Linked DNA regions of Homo sapiens: region 2 is linked to region 1. The links are chromatin loops, found by intact Hi-C in ENCODE. Cell type or tissue: PC-3. All regions are shown on one strand. Links, peaks and the distances in the headings refer to the core of each region. The heading gives the core; the rest is flanking DNA.

Region 1 (8,474 bases), core at 1,412-6,411:
ATAATAAACTTTGTGACTCAGTGTTAGGAAAAAAGCAATCAGGAGGAGTAAACAGCTATACACAATGCTGAGAGTACATTTCCTATTTGACTTTACTTCCACAGTGTATCTTAAAGCCCCTCTCCATTCCCATCATTTCCTGGGAAAGAACAAGTCAGGAGGGAAAGAGTCAGTGTCCTCAGCTGACCTCTGTTTTCACCCTCTTTTATTCTCATTTTCTTTGCTGCTGTTCTTTTCCGGTTCTGAAGTTGATCTGGCTACCTAAAATCACCCCTGGGACTTATTCTTAGGGATTCTGTTCCACCACTCTATCCTGTAAATAAAACCCCCTTTTTATTCTGGTTTCCCTAAATTAAAGCTCAAAACTCAGAGAAAACAAACCAAAAGTGCATAGAAATAGGTTTACATCAATAATATTTTAACTGACATTTAACTCCAGTTTAGCTACAGAATACTTGGCTGGCAGGCTCTGCTCTCTCCTGTGCAGTGCCCTAATTCCTCTCCTCTCCAATTGCCACAATCCCATGTTGCCTGAGAGCATCAGCTTCCCAGCGGAAAAACAGGTTGGAGAAAGAGGGCACATTGTCCAGGTGGCTAGTAAGCTATTTACTTAGTATTTCATTATTTCCTACATCATGGATTTCAACCAATTTTCAATACCTAGTAAGTTTAAAGTTTTTCTAAAAAATTCAAAGGTTATGTTTTATATTTATTGTGTTAAACAAAAATGAAACAAATATTGAAGGTACACAGAAGGCCAATGAATACATATCTTTCACTAAAAGTATGTTTTCTTTCCCCTTTTGGCTTAAGGTGAGGAAGAAATCAAAAGTATTTATCTGGAAGAGAAGTAGAAGAAGAGAAAAAGAGAGAAGGGGTGGTGCCAGCCTCACAAAGGGGTACACAGAATTAAGTAAAAACAGAAAGGGAGGAGGGGGTATAGTGATAACCCAGAAATGACAAGGATAACACAAGACAGATAGAAGGAGGAGGAGGAGAGGAAGAAGAGAAAGAGAAAGAGAAGGAAGAAAAACAAGAGGAAGGAAGTAGAGAAAAAGGTGGAGGAGAGAATGTAGATGAAAGAATTCAACTGATGTGTCAGGAGGGTGCCTGGAGGTCCCAGCTGTTTCACTAAATGCAGCACTGATGAGAAAGAAGGTGAATAGACAGAAAGCCCCAGCCTTTTCTCTAACATATGTTATGCTAAAGGGGCTATAAATAGTTGTCCAGGATTCCTCAGTTTCATGGGTATTCCTGCTTATCCCACCCCATCATCTTTTCCTTTGAAAAACACAGTTCTAAATCATTTTGTTTTATTCAGATACTCACTTGATGAGCACTTGTTGAATGCCTACTAAGTGTCAGGAACTGTGCATGGCACCAGATATCTTACCTGTTCATCTAAGGGAAGGCAAAGTGGGAGACTTTCTTTCACTTTCCAAGTAAACAACACATGCTGAGCTGATAGCTGCCTATAGGACACTGTTTAGTTTAACTTTAGGCAGTGTGGTCTGGCCTTAGTAATATTAGTTCTATTGTGCGTTACAAAGCTGGGCCTACAATTACCTTTGTTAGTACTGTTTATTTTGTGGATTTGGTCTGTTGTCTCCAAGGTGCCATCAGATAAAATTCCAACTTTCCTTAAAGTATAAACAAAATAATTCTTACAATAACTTACAAACATGAGAGACATCAATATTCTTTGCTCCTTCTAGTTATCTACTCTAATAAGAGCTGGTGTTCATTAAAGAAAATCTTTGCTTTTAAGTAAAAATCTGATGTTAAGGATCTCTCTTCATCTTAAGTTGTAATTTAACAATTAGCTCATGATTGCTTTTAGAATAAAAAAGAGAACAGCATAGATTAATTCTCTCTGAATCTCATCTGATTTACTGAGTAATTTATAAAAAGCTTCCTAAGGGTTAAGTATTCTGCACAGTAATCTGCATTATCTCATGTAATCCTTTCAAATTTTTGCAAATTATGTTTTACCACTTTAAAGATAAGAAAATGCATATTCAGAAAACCTAAGTAACTTGCTCATGCCATGCAGTCTGAAGCCAGATTCAAATTAGATATGCCTCATCCAAAGTCTAGGGGGTTTTAGGCCACTGAAATTCGAATGTAAGAGTGTTTTCTAATACCTGGGCTTAAACTAGCTGCTATGTTTCCTATGCCAAAGCTACAAACTAAATCCTTGAGCATAGCACAGTGATGGCTGAGAGTTTAGGTACCAAGGATGGTAGTGAAACACATTTCTAAGTCCCAGAAATCAGGCATGACAATAGATTTCTCTTTTATTTTTTCATACCAGTTGTGGAGGTAAGGTTACCAAGGCAAAGGAGCCCTATGGTTAGAATATCCTGAAATAGGTGTTAGAACTAGGGCTGAAAACTTCTCGAGTAATCAGTTGTCTTGGCCACCATAGGGCCATATGAAGGAAAGATATCAATTCTGCAGAGATGTCTTTTCTTGAAGTCATCACTGTTTTTGACCAAAAATGTTCTCTTAATATCAGAGACTGCAACACTTGGTGTAAATGTGGTATGGACATGTCCTGTTCATTCCTAGTCCAGAATATCCAGACTATAAAATATCCAGTCTTGTCACTATCATTCCTATCATGAGTGCAAAGAATAATGCTCACTTAAGACTAAGGAATTAATAATAACACTGATGTTTTCTCTTATGCCTCCAATGTTATTTAAGGCTTTACTGTGAAAAAAAATATCAAAATAACCATCATCCTTTGTATAAGGTACAGAGTATTACAAAGTGTCATATGTTACACTAGAAACTACTAACTTATGGCCCTGTCTATTAAAACCAAGAAAATAATCTAAATCTTCATTCTGCACCCTTTGGAAAATATTATAAATGGTATAATTTTAGTTTAGTTTTGTTTTTAACTCTCAGAGACTGAAATTATAAGACTTTAACACTGGGATGGCTATGTATGAAGGGGCATGCATGCATGCAAAGTGATATTTCTGGATTCCTGCAGACTAAATTCCTCTATTAAACCACAGAAGAGTTTTATATACAAAGATAAAGAAATACATCTTTGCACACACTCCCACTAAGAAGTCTCAATGATGATTCCTTTAAATGTCTTTGATGAAATAAAACTGACTGAGCAGATTGTTAGCAATAATTTTCACCAGTAACAACCAATTTCATGGTTTGGTGCTTTATTATGTGGTCATAGAACTGAGGCCACCAAGTGATCTCATCCCAAAAAGAAACAGAGGCCCTCTCTGTGTAATACTCTCAGCTCTGACTAGATGACAAATCTGACCTGGATAGCAAAACAACAATATGACAACATAATTTTTAAAGCATATTTCATTATGACATCATAGCTGTTGAATATATTTATTAACAAAGAACAGGCATTGATTATATATTATGTATAGAATACTTCCCTTGTAAAGCTGAAAAAATGATTTGATACACATAAATTTTCCACTCCAAAATTGACCCAGTTCATATATAAATTCACTGTTTATATATGAACTGTTTTTTCCTAACCCTGAGCTTCCCTCACCCTATTACCATACTAAAAGATAACTGTTTTCCCACTGTAAAATGCAACATCCAGATAAGAATTTAATAATTCATAGAAACATTTGGGGACTTTCATATATCCAGATGCACTGATGTGATACATGGACAATATTTGTCTGTAGCAAATATAAAAATGCAAATAATAGCACTCTAAAATTCATAGGAAGGCTCTCTCCACAGAAAGCATATTTTATATAAAGCAGACTCAACAAAACATATTGTAATTTCTCACAACTTATCCAGTGATATTTTTTATAATATAAACTATTTCTTAATAAATCCACCACTTAATTCTCACTGTCTCTCCCTGAAGCTCTGGGCACATAGGCTAGTGTTTCCTCCTGGGTCCTATTTAATCACTCTGCTTATGAATCATGTCTTATGACCAGTTTTTATTTATTAACACCCAGAGATGTGTGACTAATGTCACTATTGATAATACCAGGCTATTGGATGAGGAACCAAAGCTATGAGCTGGGTCAGGAAAAACTGGCTCAGTCACTACCTCATGTTTTATTTGCCTTGGGTATAAAATAAATACCATGGCCTCCAGAATGATCATTCAGAATATTTATTTAACATTGTGCTCTTTTAGAATTCTCTGTCAATTATTTTCTTGTAAATGGAATGAATTCTAAAATGTGTGTTGTAGAGTGAATACATGTAACAAATCGATATGTGTACACTACAGCAAAAAAAAAAAATATATAGGCCATGAATCTTGGAAAATTCACATACAATGTAATCATCTTCTGAGTTATTATAACTAGAGGTCAAAGATATGGAAGATGAAATTTGGAGTGAGTGCAATCTATCAAGATAAATCATATGTTTTATGCGATTTAAGAGCAACTTTATCCTGTCTTCTATATTAGCATTATCCTAGCACTTGTTGAAATATAAACTCATAACATTTTCAAGGTTTTTCTCTTTAGGACCTGTTTCCTTCCAATTTTCTCACTTTGTATCAGTCTGCAAAAACATTAATAATATAAATAGTTTTTAGGTGATAAGGTGCATTCACAGATATTGTTGTTTCACTTGATTATCTCAAAAACCCAGTAAAATGTACAGGCAAATTACCATTACTACCCCTATTTTCAAATAGAGGAAACTGAGATGCAGACAATTAATTATCATTATTATAAGTGGGGAGTACAGAGCTGGAGTAGAGGCCTCTGATTTCAAATCCTGAGCTCTCTGAACTATGATAAATCTGTATTTAATTGATTATAATACCCAATACAGATACACTAATTAACACTCTATCACAAGTTCTATCTGCATAAGTATATATTCCATGTTTAAATCTACATGTATAATGTTAACATATTTTAGGAATGCTCTTCTGCCATATCCATGCCTTTATTTAAATGTCTCTTCACCAACTATTCTAGGAGAACATTTTATGCTTAAGCAGCAATTCTCCTTGATTTCTGCAACTGCATTCTTGCTTATTGAGACTTCAAACACCTACCCCTGTCTGCCAAGCTCCCATGATTGAATTTCTGGGGCTTTCCATGTACATCGGTATTTCTTGCTCAACATAGGTCTTGGCTTATTTGTTTTTTCTTCTCTGAGCTCCATTATCAAGAAGCTTATTTTTGCCTTCCCTGTAACCTCATTAGTGCAGGATGGTGAAAGATAAGGAGAGAACAGATATCAACAGAAGGAAGTAGATGAATCCACCAGGACTTTTCTCCCTTCATTCTCTCTTTCCTTGGTTTCTGTCCTGAGGACCACAGTATTTTTCAAAGAAACCCTTGGGGAAGAATATTAAAATTTTGCATTAATCTCACCAATATTACCCTATTGAGCTGGGATAAAGTTAGCTATAATGCATAACTATTCATGAACTTTTAAATATTTGCCTGATACAGCCAAACTCAACTCAAATCTTGACTGAAAATTTTTACAAAGCAGGACAGCATCTTGCCATTTTAATCTTTGCTACATTTTTACTTATTAATGTAATTTACCTTGTAACTAGAAAATACATTAAAAGATTTATGTATTGCTTCAACAAGAGTAATTATCTCATCATTTTATCCACCAGGCTTGCCCTAAGCCAGTATATTTTCTTAATATTAGTGTGCAGTGAGATATTCAGTTAGAAGAGAGAGGGATTCAATATTACCCCATTGGGGCACAAGGCAGTAGGAAATCAACTAGAAAATATTCCACACCTCTTACTACCCTTGTACCTTGTCTCCTTCTCTCTCTCTCTCTCTCTCTCTCTCTCTCTGCCTTTTCTCCTCTTTAATCCTAATGATCCCTTCCTTTCCAGCTCTAGTTAAGAACATGTCATTCCCAGAAATAGTAATGGAGAATGAAGGGGAGAGGAAAAGGGCAAATCTCTGGACATTTTTTTTCTGAACATATTTTTATATAATTTAACTCACGCTCTGTATATGATAAACTTTCTCCTCCTCCTTGGGAAGAAACAATAGGCTTGTGTTTTCATCTTAAAAGTGAAGAATATGAGAAAAATGCCTGCCTTTCTCCCATACAGCTTAGATCATTAACTGTGAAAAGAATTTCTGAATTATTCTAGTAGGCTATCTCCAGGGAGCCTCCTGGATTTCCTTGCTAGTGGTCAGGCAGCGGTACAGAGATGCTATATGACATATACCTAGTGCCTCTTATATTGAAAGATTATATACTCATTTAAATATTAATTACTTAATTCACTCGCTACTGAACACTTGTCGTTACTGACATTAGTCAAGTCAGCAAAAGATTAATCTGTAATATCTTATTCCTAGTTTTTGAAGACTTCTAAAATATTCACTGAATTCCAGAGTCTAGAGAGATAAATGGGCTGTTCATATTGTATTGGTGGGACTGAATATCCCTCCTCTGACAGTATATATGCTCTTCTTTTCACTGAGGCCCCTGAGGTGCAGTAGGCATTTGCTGCTTCAGGTAGCATCTCCAGTGTGATCTCTTAACTGACTTTACTAACTAAATTGCACAAGTAGGAACATTCTATTTTCAGGTAACTCTCTCTATTCTGCCTTTGTATAAAAACATCATATTGTGCATTTTCAGCTGGTTCCATTAAATTCAAAGTTAAGGGAAATCCTGTGGGAGTTTTCAGTCTATTGTACATATAGATACTAGCGGTTTTACTCTCACACCATATGACACCACTCATAACATCAGTTACAATTATTTCTTTGAATATAAGTGACATAATAAAGATGAACTCGATAATAGTATTATGCATAACATTTACTTGTATCAGAGAACTTTGGTATTTTTTGATCAAATTATTAACTCTCTTATGAAATATTAAAATGTGACCTGTTGGAAAACACACTGATATTGAACCATGAAAACACAAGTACCCCAATAATAGGGTATAAAATGTTAATACTAGATATAACAGAATTGTAGCTTGCAAAAACTGGCAGCTTATCTACTTGTCTACATAAGAAAAACAATCAATTATATTTTTTTGCATTTTTATTTGTCCATATTCCATCACATCAAATTTGTACATGTTGACATCTTTGATGATAAACTTCTTAGAAATAGGCATTTTGATACATACCATGATACATCTTCCCAAGTTAAAAGATTAGTGTTAATTCTGGGCACTATATTTTAAACACTTTACCAATTTAGTATCAATGGATTTCTTAAATTTATATTATCTACTGGATAGTATTATAGGAAATCTATTTAAACTAAGAAAACATCCACTATTCTAAAAATGAAAAAATTTCTATAGTCAACATTTACTGAAGATTGTCCAATAAAAAGACAAAAAGGCCAAACGTGTCACATAAAATTGAGGACTCCCTTTTTGTTTCTCCTGATAAATATTCTACCTGTACTTAGAAAATACAAGCTTCTGTTCTTTCTACAGTGGGGGACAATTTAAAAGCTTACACAATTGAAAAATGATTCTTATGTAATCCTGAGTATTACATCTGCTATCTGTCTCAATGTGTCAATGGCTAGTGATAATAAATACTTCTTTGCTGACAATTTATTCCGAATTTATATTAAGTCAGCAAAGTCACTTTCTCTGAGCATGGTTTTGTTTATTATTTGTTTGTTTACAGGAGGAATTACCAAACCTATTCATGACTGGCTTGTATTGGTCCTGATGCAAAATCTATCTTTTAATCATTTATTTATGAGTATGATGTTGCTTTACAAGACAATTGTAGAATGAAATATTTAAACATTTGCTGTTAGATCTTCATTAAGGCAATATAAATTTACACTACAAATGCTAGTGAATACTAATACTTTAATCCATATTAGCCATTTTACAAGCATTGTCATAAACTATTTTCCTTTGCCACACATGAAAAAATTCTAATAATCAATTCAACTGGAAAACTAATTTATATTAGTTGTTAATCATTTTAATTACATGATGATGACAGTTATGGGTAGGGCATCATTTTTCTCCTCGGGATTTTTATTTTCTCCTCTTACCTCCATTATGGAAACAAAACAAAACAAAAACAAAAAGAACAAATTGCACCCCTATTTCTATAGCCCTTTCCCAGCATCCTTGTTTCTCATATGCATAAACTGATATTTAAATATCTACTGTTAACTTGGTGGATTCAGCCTCTCAAGGCTATTTTCAACCTGCTTCCTCCCTTCCTGTGTTCCGCGGGCTAGTGAGTGAACTCCTTATTGATAAAATCCAATGTTTACAGACAAAAATAACATCTCTAAGTTGACATGTGATTTTGCACTGTTTTCAGATGAGGTGAGTATGACACATTAATCAGAGGTACTTAGAATTTTAGGTCAGTTTTGCAATAAATTTTTCAGGTGCATTTTAAAGGTCTTTGAAGACCATAAGCCTATGTTAATGTTAAACGACTTTTTTTTTCTTTTTTCTTTTTCTTTTTTTTTTTTTTTAAACAAAAGGATCT
Region 2 (8,474 bases), core at 1,511-6,510, 65 kb before region 1:
AAAATATACACAATGAGTGAGGCCATACACTGAGAAAAAGAGAGGAGGAGAAGTAAAGTTTAAAAAAAAAAAAAGAGAGAGAGAGACTAAGGTAGATTGTTTGCAAAATAGCCACAATAATTCAGTTCCTGGTATCTGTACTTTTGGGTACTCTTTACCCACATAAACTTGGGTTTAGCCATGTGATTTTCTTTGCTCAATGAGACAAAAGCAAACACTAGAGGAAGAGATTTTAACCATGTCTGCTCTTGGGGTCCCCCTTTCTTTCTGTGATTATAATCCTTAGTGACCACTAAGTGAACAAGACTGTGCTAATCTGAGGGAGAATGAGGGGCCATGTGGAGAACTGAGGTGCTTCAGCCAATAATCCCCAATTATCTGCCAACAGCTAGACACATATGTGAGGCCATTCTAGATTGTCCAACAGCCAGCTGACCACAGTCACATGGGAGAGGCCAGCAGAGATCACCCACCAGAAGTACTGCCTGTTCAACCACAGAACCACGAACTAAAGTGACTGAGGTGTTTTCAATCACTAAGTTTTGGGATAGTTTGATATAGAACATAAATTAATGGATACAATGAACAATAAATGGAAATGAGAGACTGTCTCTTTTGATGAGAAATCAAACAAGTTAAGCTTATTTATTTTTCTACTTGCTGGTTTAGTTTAGATGTTGGCTTCAGAATTGGTGACTATTTCACTACACTTTGAAATATGCATTAGTTTAATAAGTTCAATTCATCATAAGTTTGTTTTTACCCTGAAAATTATATTTGTTGAAAATTCTAAAAATAACAGCACACTCCCACCACCTACCCCCAGTTGAAGGAGGGTAGCAGGATGGACGGAGAAACATCTTGAAATTGCTCTTTAGATAGAAATAGATCACAGTGTTATTACCTGCATACAAGATAGAGTCAAATTAAAGATTAGGCATTATATTCTATGACTATGAGATTCTCAGTACAAGGTATCTTTTAGAGACAAAAGATGAGGTAATTTTTATCATGTAAATATTATTTAATAGTTTTACTTACATGTTATTGGATATACTTTATTTGATTCTACATTAAATTCAACAGGTATTTATTAAAGTCATTTTAATGTGCTTGACATTTTACTAACATTTACGTTTTCTACCCATTTTGAGTTTTAATATACAAAGCTCTCACAAAAAAACTATTTGTTTATTTTTATGTCAGCCCCGGGCCTCATAATTATCTGGAACAGCTGTAACAGATCTGCTTTCACTGGTCATTAAATCGTATTGTAAGCTGTGGATCCCTTCTTTCTGAACACCAAAGGTCTGTACCATCTCTTTTCTTTGGTTTTTCTAGCTTTTGATTAATTGAAAAAGAAAATATATCTTAACATTTTTATTGTGTTTATAAGGAAAAATACCAATTCATAACTCCTTTTTGGAAGGACAGAGATATATATACTGTGACCGTCAGAGTATAATTGCATCAAACCTATAAGCAACTAGTTAAGTTGGCAATTTAAAACACAGTAAAGGTTTGTTAATGTAGCACTCAGGTGGTGAAGCATTTATTGAATTGCATAGTTTTAAGTTTTCAAACGATGTATTGTTACATTAGTTTACAAAGAAAACAGAAATTCAAGTGAATGATGTCATATGACTATCAAATTATATGTATTGGCATATATACAGAGGCATATAAATCTATTAGAAAGTATAAAAGTTATTTTAATTGTAAGAATTATACAAATGACAACTATCCAAAGGTTTGTTTCTCATAGCCGGCATCTTGTTAAAATAATTTGAAATGTTTGTTGGCATATGTGCAATACCTTGCTCAATTATTTTTCAAATTTAGCAGTACTCTTTGGAAGCTTATCTATCAACGGAGTTAAGACAGTTAATATTTATCAACCTTTTATTGGAAAATTTCAAACATGTAAATATTGAGTAACTCATATGCTAGTTACAATGAAGGATACGGAATGTAGGCTTTAAAGTGGGCAGCAATAAGCCAAGCGAAAATTGGATTTTCTGTTTCTAAAAAGACTTCATGCTTATATATCACAGGATATATAAGCATGGAATGACTACAACTTACCAAGAATTTTCTAATTCTTGATCTTTTTCTATAAGTCAGTTTGCCATGCAAATGTATGTTTTTTTCAATATCCAAGATGAATGTGTAAAATAGGCTATGTCGAAAGAGCATGATTCATCTATCGATCTATCTCTCTATATATAATTTTTATTTTATTTTTTGAGACGGAGTCTCACTCTGTTGTCCAGGCTGGAGTGCAGTGGTGCAGTCTTGGCTCACTGCAACCCCCACCTCCTGGATTCAAGCGATTCTCGTGCCTCAGCCTCCCGAGTAGCTGGGATTACAGTCACGTGCCACCACGCCAGGCTAATTTTTTGCATTTTTAGTAGAGATGGGGTTTCGCCATGTTGGGCAGGCTGGTCTCAAAACTCCTGAGTGATCCACTTGCCTTGGCCTCCCAAAGTGCTGAGATTACAGGTGCAAGCTACCATGCCCAGCCAACTCATCTATATTTAATAGTAATTATCAATAACTAAAATTCCAAATAATTTCCATCGTGGTAATAAGTTTGCTTTATATCATTTCAATATTTGTAAATTGGATTCAACATTTTCTCCCTTATGCAATGTAAGATTTATGTTCACTTCACTTATATATATTGTCCACCTAATCACTATTCAAAACACCAGAGTTAGATATTGATTTAGATATAAATATGATAACTAAAATTTTTATGTAAACATTTGTATCATCAGATAATGATAGATATACCTGTATGACAGATTAGAGATAAACAGATAGATAGATAGACAGATCGACCAATTGATCTATACTGCTCCTTTTGTCCAAGGAGACCAAAAATTTGGACAGTTTTGAAAAGCGTATGTTGCATGTTTTCCCTTCGTTTTGAAAGTTTATGCTTTCAATAATCATTACTCTTTTAACTGAAGTTAGAATTTGAAAAATAGGATGTAAGTAACTTACCAAGACTCAAAATGCTACCAGAGGGCATAATGTAATCTCCAAGGCAAGTTCTAGTGGTCATAAAAGTCACAAAAGTCTTGCGAGTAGCCATTTCATCAATAGTGCATTTATTTATTTTACAGGTAGGAGAAATCGTTGTAATATTATATTTTGTCTGTATATTTTGTAATGTTTTGCTTAAATCAATTATATTCTAATAATCCTCTAATATACCAAACTGGATGCAATTGATATTGACAATAAAGTGTTGGCAAATTCTCCATTCATTTTTCAAACACAGATGAAATGTGAGATAGATGTTAGAGGTTTTAAAGCATTAATAAAGGAGAATTGGCTCTAGGAGAGAGAATGTAAAGTGATTTTTTATTATTATTACAAAGTCATAGGAATATTTCTCAATTCAGAATATTGAAAGTAATTTAATATATTATTTTTCATAGTTATCATAAATATAAATAATCTCATAACATTTATATTTAACAATAGCAAAAATGTCTTCATTTACAATTTTATCTTGACTTTGATATGACTCTTTTTTACCTTTAAATAAAGTCATCTAAAACACATTCATTTTGAGGAAACGTGTAATCTAAATAGCTTCCAGAATTTAAAAAGTAGCTAAACATTAACTCGTATTGTTAGCATATGTAAGAAAAAATATTACCTTAGAATTTCTACCTTCCTAGGATTTGGTGAGAGAATATATTTACATCCAGTAATGACTGTGAGAGTTTTCTCATTAAAAAAAAACAGGATTAAATGATAAAATAGTTTCATTTACCACCAGGGAGTTTTCTTAGATTTCTGATATTTAATTTGGCTTAATGGCTATATTGTGTTAACATTGCTATGCCAATGAATTTTTATACTATTGTAGTTAATAAAAGATAGAATCCTCCCAGCACTTTGGGAGGCCGTGGTGGGTGGATCACTTGATATCAGGAGTTCGAGACCAGCCTGGCTAACATGGCGAAACCCACCTCTAATAAAAATACAAAAATTAGCCAGGTATGGTGGCAGATGCCTGTAATCCCAGCTAATCGGGAGGCTGAGGTAGGAGAATAGCTTGAACTCAGGAGGCGGAGGTTGCAGTGAGCTAAGATCGTGCTTCTACACTCCAGCCTAGGCAACAGAGTGAGACTCCGTCTCAACAAAAAAGATAGAATCCGTAATTTGGTCTATTAAAAGGCACTGACCAACACAGAAAATTGTTTTATCTGTTCTTAAAAATTCATAAAACAAATGGTAGAAAAACTGGTTATAAAAAAAAGAAGGTAGAAAATATTTATTTTCTTATACTGCACAACTACTCCCAAACAAACTCCCTCTCTTAGTAGAATCAGTTGTAACTAAGAAGAGAAAACCAAGAAATCAAGGACTTACTATAATAAAAATCTGATGACTTCAAAATAGAAATGATTATGCCTAAATTTGATTAAATATAGACATAACAAAAGAGCTTATTCAAATATTGGCCCTTTAGACTTGGAGCTTTGCAAGTCTTTGAATAATAAAAATTACAGAAGTTCTGGAATCAGTTAGTACCATGATTTGAATCAATCAGAAATATATAGAAATTAAATTAATAACTATCGATATTATAGTATTTAATATAAGAAGAGCAAAGTGTGGCCATGCTTTATTAAGATGTATAGATTTCAAAAGAGAGAACATGTTATCCTATTATAAAGTTTAACTATTTGCAGATACATGTTGAATTGAGTAGTTATGTTAGGTTTCAAAAATGACACATTATTTAATTAATTGCATTTAAATCTATCAGGGCAGAAAACTTTTTTAAAATAAAAATGATTGGTTATTTATTATGCATAAACTAGGTGTTATGTAATAAACCATGTAAGTGCAATCTATTAGTACAATTAAGATGCCTTAGTGTGACAATCTCATTTTGGATTGATTAGCAGAACAGCTTCAGGTATTCTTTTTTAAAAATTTCAATCTATTTCAAATTCAAAAGTGCTTAAATTTAAAAAAGTCTTAGAGAAATTTGTTTTAAAGGAATCATTGTCTATCAAATAAGTAGAATTTAGGGTTGTATAGCTGTTCAGTATATTCTGAAATAAACTAAGTCAAATTATGAATAAAATTGGCCCACTGACATTGGCACATATTTCTGCATTTCACTTGTAGCAAGACAACCATTGGTACATGGTAAAAAGTAAGGAAAAAGTAAATGTTATTAGCAATGCTAGGTCAATGCAAAATGGCTTGTACCAGGTCCCAGTTAATTGACATAATGTAGATTTGAATGAAAACTCTAGAAACAAATTTTTAATTTGACAATTATTCTTTTTCTTTCTTCATTCACTTTTACTATAGCAAGGTTAAAATCTCAGAAATCTCAGAAGTCACTACTAAATAATTTATACGTGTAACCCAAAACCACCTGTACCTCAAAAACTACTGAATTTTTTTAATTGGCTAGCTAGAAAAGTAGTTAATACTAGCCCATAAATCTGGCTTCTTGATGTTTGTTTTTGGAAAATTAGCAATGAATGAACTTCCTGAGAGAATGAGTCATTCTTGGGAACATGGCAAATGTTCTTGCTTTTGCTCAGTTTAGTCAACGAAAGCATACTCTACTCTGTGCCTAAAGCAGCAATCAATTTAATTTTATGTGTCAATTCCATTAGAAAAGCGAACAAAACAAAAATAAAAAACATGTACACCGACAACTATCTGAACTTTGATAAGATAATGAAGTCGATGACATCTTAAATCTCTTTATCCAAAATGATTTGTAAAACTTGATAGGAATACTTACAAATAGAAAGAATATTCTAATGTTTCTATTGCTTACTTTTAAAATGTTTGGATTGCCTGTAAGTTATTAATTTCTCTCAAATTTACCTTCCTTGAATTACTCTCTTCTACTACAAACTAAGTAATATAGTCAAAACTGACCTCATCTTCTCCATCACCTTCACCTTACCTAAAATGCTAGAACCTATAGAATCATTCTAGATGGCTTCCTTTCAATCATTTCCTTCATTTCTATTCTCTCAACAAATGCTGTATGCTCTGGTCATTTACTGTCTATCATGTGCATCCCTACCTCTTTACTTTCACTGCCTATTCCTAAATTCAGAATTCAGACTATGATCTTTGCTTGGTTGTAACTTAGTGATTATTTTCCACTTGTCTAGAATGCACTTTCCAACTCTCCTTCATATAGCTAATTCCAACTCATCAAGCATGGTTCATAAAACATCTCCAAGAAGTCCTCCTTGACTTTTCCACGTGATAAATTTCTTTTCCATGCTTCCTTAATCCTCTATATCATAGTACTTATGCCATTGAACCGTAACTGTCAATTTATATAACCCTCTCCTATTTGCCTTGAAGGTAGATAGGGTCTATATTATTTTAATTTTAACTTCTTTTCCAAACAAATATAAGGCACTAAATGCTGTGAATATTTGTTCAATAAATACAGTTACCAAAAAATTTATTTAAGATTATCATAGCTATTAATATGTTGAATTCTGTGTCAAAAATGATATTAGATCTTTATTATTGCAGTTCATTATATTCCCTAGATGATGAACTAGGACTTTAAAAACAAGGGTAAATTAATTTTCAGTAGTCTAAAGTTTCATAAATTAAGCCTCATAAATGTCTACTTTGAAATGGGCTTATTATCCTAGGCTGTCAAAAGTAACATCAGAACACAAAAGTCATTCTATATGGTAAGTGAAATTAAGACATAACTTCACAAGATTCAGCATCTGTCTAGGGATACATATCATAGCTAATATCCTTAACTCCTCATAGGTCTTTAAAAATAAAACTCAACACGTATTTACCAAATACCTGCCCTTTGTGTATCATTCCATCAGTAAAAATTACAAACCATTTTTTAAATGGTCCACACACAATTGCAGCAGATCGCTGCACTGCCCATAGTAATATTTACAGCCATGGATCTTTAATTATTTTTCTTGTAATTTAAACTTCTGTGTTGCAAGAACAAGGAAGTGAACTCTATCAATTTTCCCGTTTGAAGGACCAGTCCTAATGAAGAATAATACTACTGGGTTTTTAATTACACATACTTTTTAAACATTTTAATGGTAGGTTTATTTAACTGGTATATAGCATTTTAAACAGTGTACATTTTTAAACTACTATTTGTTGGTGTTTCCAATTTAATAAATTGAATTTTGCACCATGGAAAAGCAATTTTGCAAACATCAGTAGCTTAAATCAAAAATAAATATGGTATAAAACGACATCACATAACTTCAAAATCGCTGCAAGTGATAATTTCAATCTGGAATTTGATCAAAGCTATTAGCTAATAAATTGATCATTAAACTGCTACTGGAGTCAGAGTATCAGAAAATGGACTAAAACTCCCTGTGAAACAATCTGTCAGAGTGTACAGTCAATGTTTTCATTTCATTCAGAAGCAGAATTTTTTCTGCCAATCAAGGATAATGGTTGGAGGGCTTTTTGGAGCAATAGGAAATCCTGTCACCATTTTCACAAGTGGAAAGTAATTGAATTAACCTCAAAATACTAACATTATTCTTCCTCATGTGCTGCTGAAAGAAATAGAATTACACTTCTAAAGAATACTGAAGTGTTTAAGGCAGGCTTAATGAGGGATCATAACTCTACACTAACCCTTAACTCCCAAGTCACGGGGAGAATATTGCATTCTATTGCAGTCTCAAATGCAAGCATTTTTCCCATATATAAAAGGAAGAAAGACTATAATAAACTAGTAATTTTATTTATATTTAAATAAAATTTAAATGTAAAAATAAAATTACATTAAAACAAATACATCTAAATAAAAATAAATAGTAATATATACATATAAATAATAAACTAATAAAAGCTTCATTTATGATTAATGAACTAATAAAATAGCAGAAAATTAAAATTTAATTTTTATTTTTAAAATAACATTTAGATTAAAAGCCCATACTCCTAATAAACAATGGAATTTGAAACTTGTCACGTGAGTGGCCCTAAGACACAAATTACAGCTCTGTTTTAGACTCCTCAAGACAATAAGATGGTAAACCACTCTTTTCCTCTGTTTGAATGAAGTTCTGAGAATCAGGAGCCATTCCATTCTGTAGACAGTTGCACCTCTAATCAAGTGTTCAAGGTGGAAAGCTAAAATCCCTGGGATAAATGGCTGATGAAAGCAAAACTTCCCAACAGCACAGACCAGGAAAATAATGACCAATATTTTATCAAAATAATTTAATATCTATTTGGATTGGCAGATGCCGGAGGAATTAAATTGTCCAGTTATAGGAATTATGGCTAATCTCTCCTTTGAATTTTTTTAGATAAATTTTCTTCTTTACATAACAATAAAACAAATATTTCAAATATTCATTTATATGTTATATATACATATATACACATATACAAACACAAATACACATATAAATATGAAAACATAAGTAATGAAAAATATTTCA

What was found. Hi-C counts contacts between places; a loop is a spot of excess contacts. Peaks named below come from ENCODE experiments on the same cell type or tissue, not always from the same donor. Only the 100,000 strongest peaks of a DNase experiment are listed, where the experiment ranks them.
Region 2: it touches region 1 in a loop (4-fold over the local background); 3 of 110 quality-filtered maps call a loop at or near these places.

What each region holds. Positions count from the first base shown.
Region 1 is chr7:83,639,939-83,648,412 of GRCh38, forward strand. All of the region lies in intron 1 of SEMA3E (semaphorin 3E), which reads right to left. Among named protein-coding and RNA genes, the nearest start is that of SEMA3E, 5.0 kb to the right of the region's middle. In PC-3, for the core only: no CTCF peak of the experiment used is centred there; a DNase peak (open chromatin) is centred at 4,023; H3K27ac peaks cover 1,118 bases.
Region 2 is chr7:83,574,398-83,582,871 of GRCh38, forward strand. The region is part of intron 1 of SEMA3E (semaphorin 3E); the gene reads right to left. Among named protein-coding and RNA genes, the nearest start is that of SEMA3E, 71 kb to the right of the region's middle. In PC-3, for the core only: no CTCF peak of the experiment used is centred there; no DNase peak of the experiment used is centred there.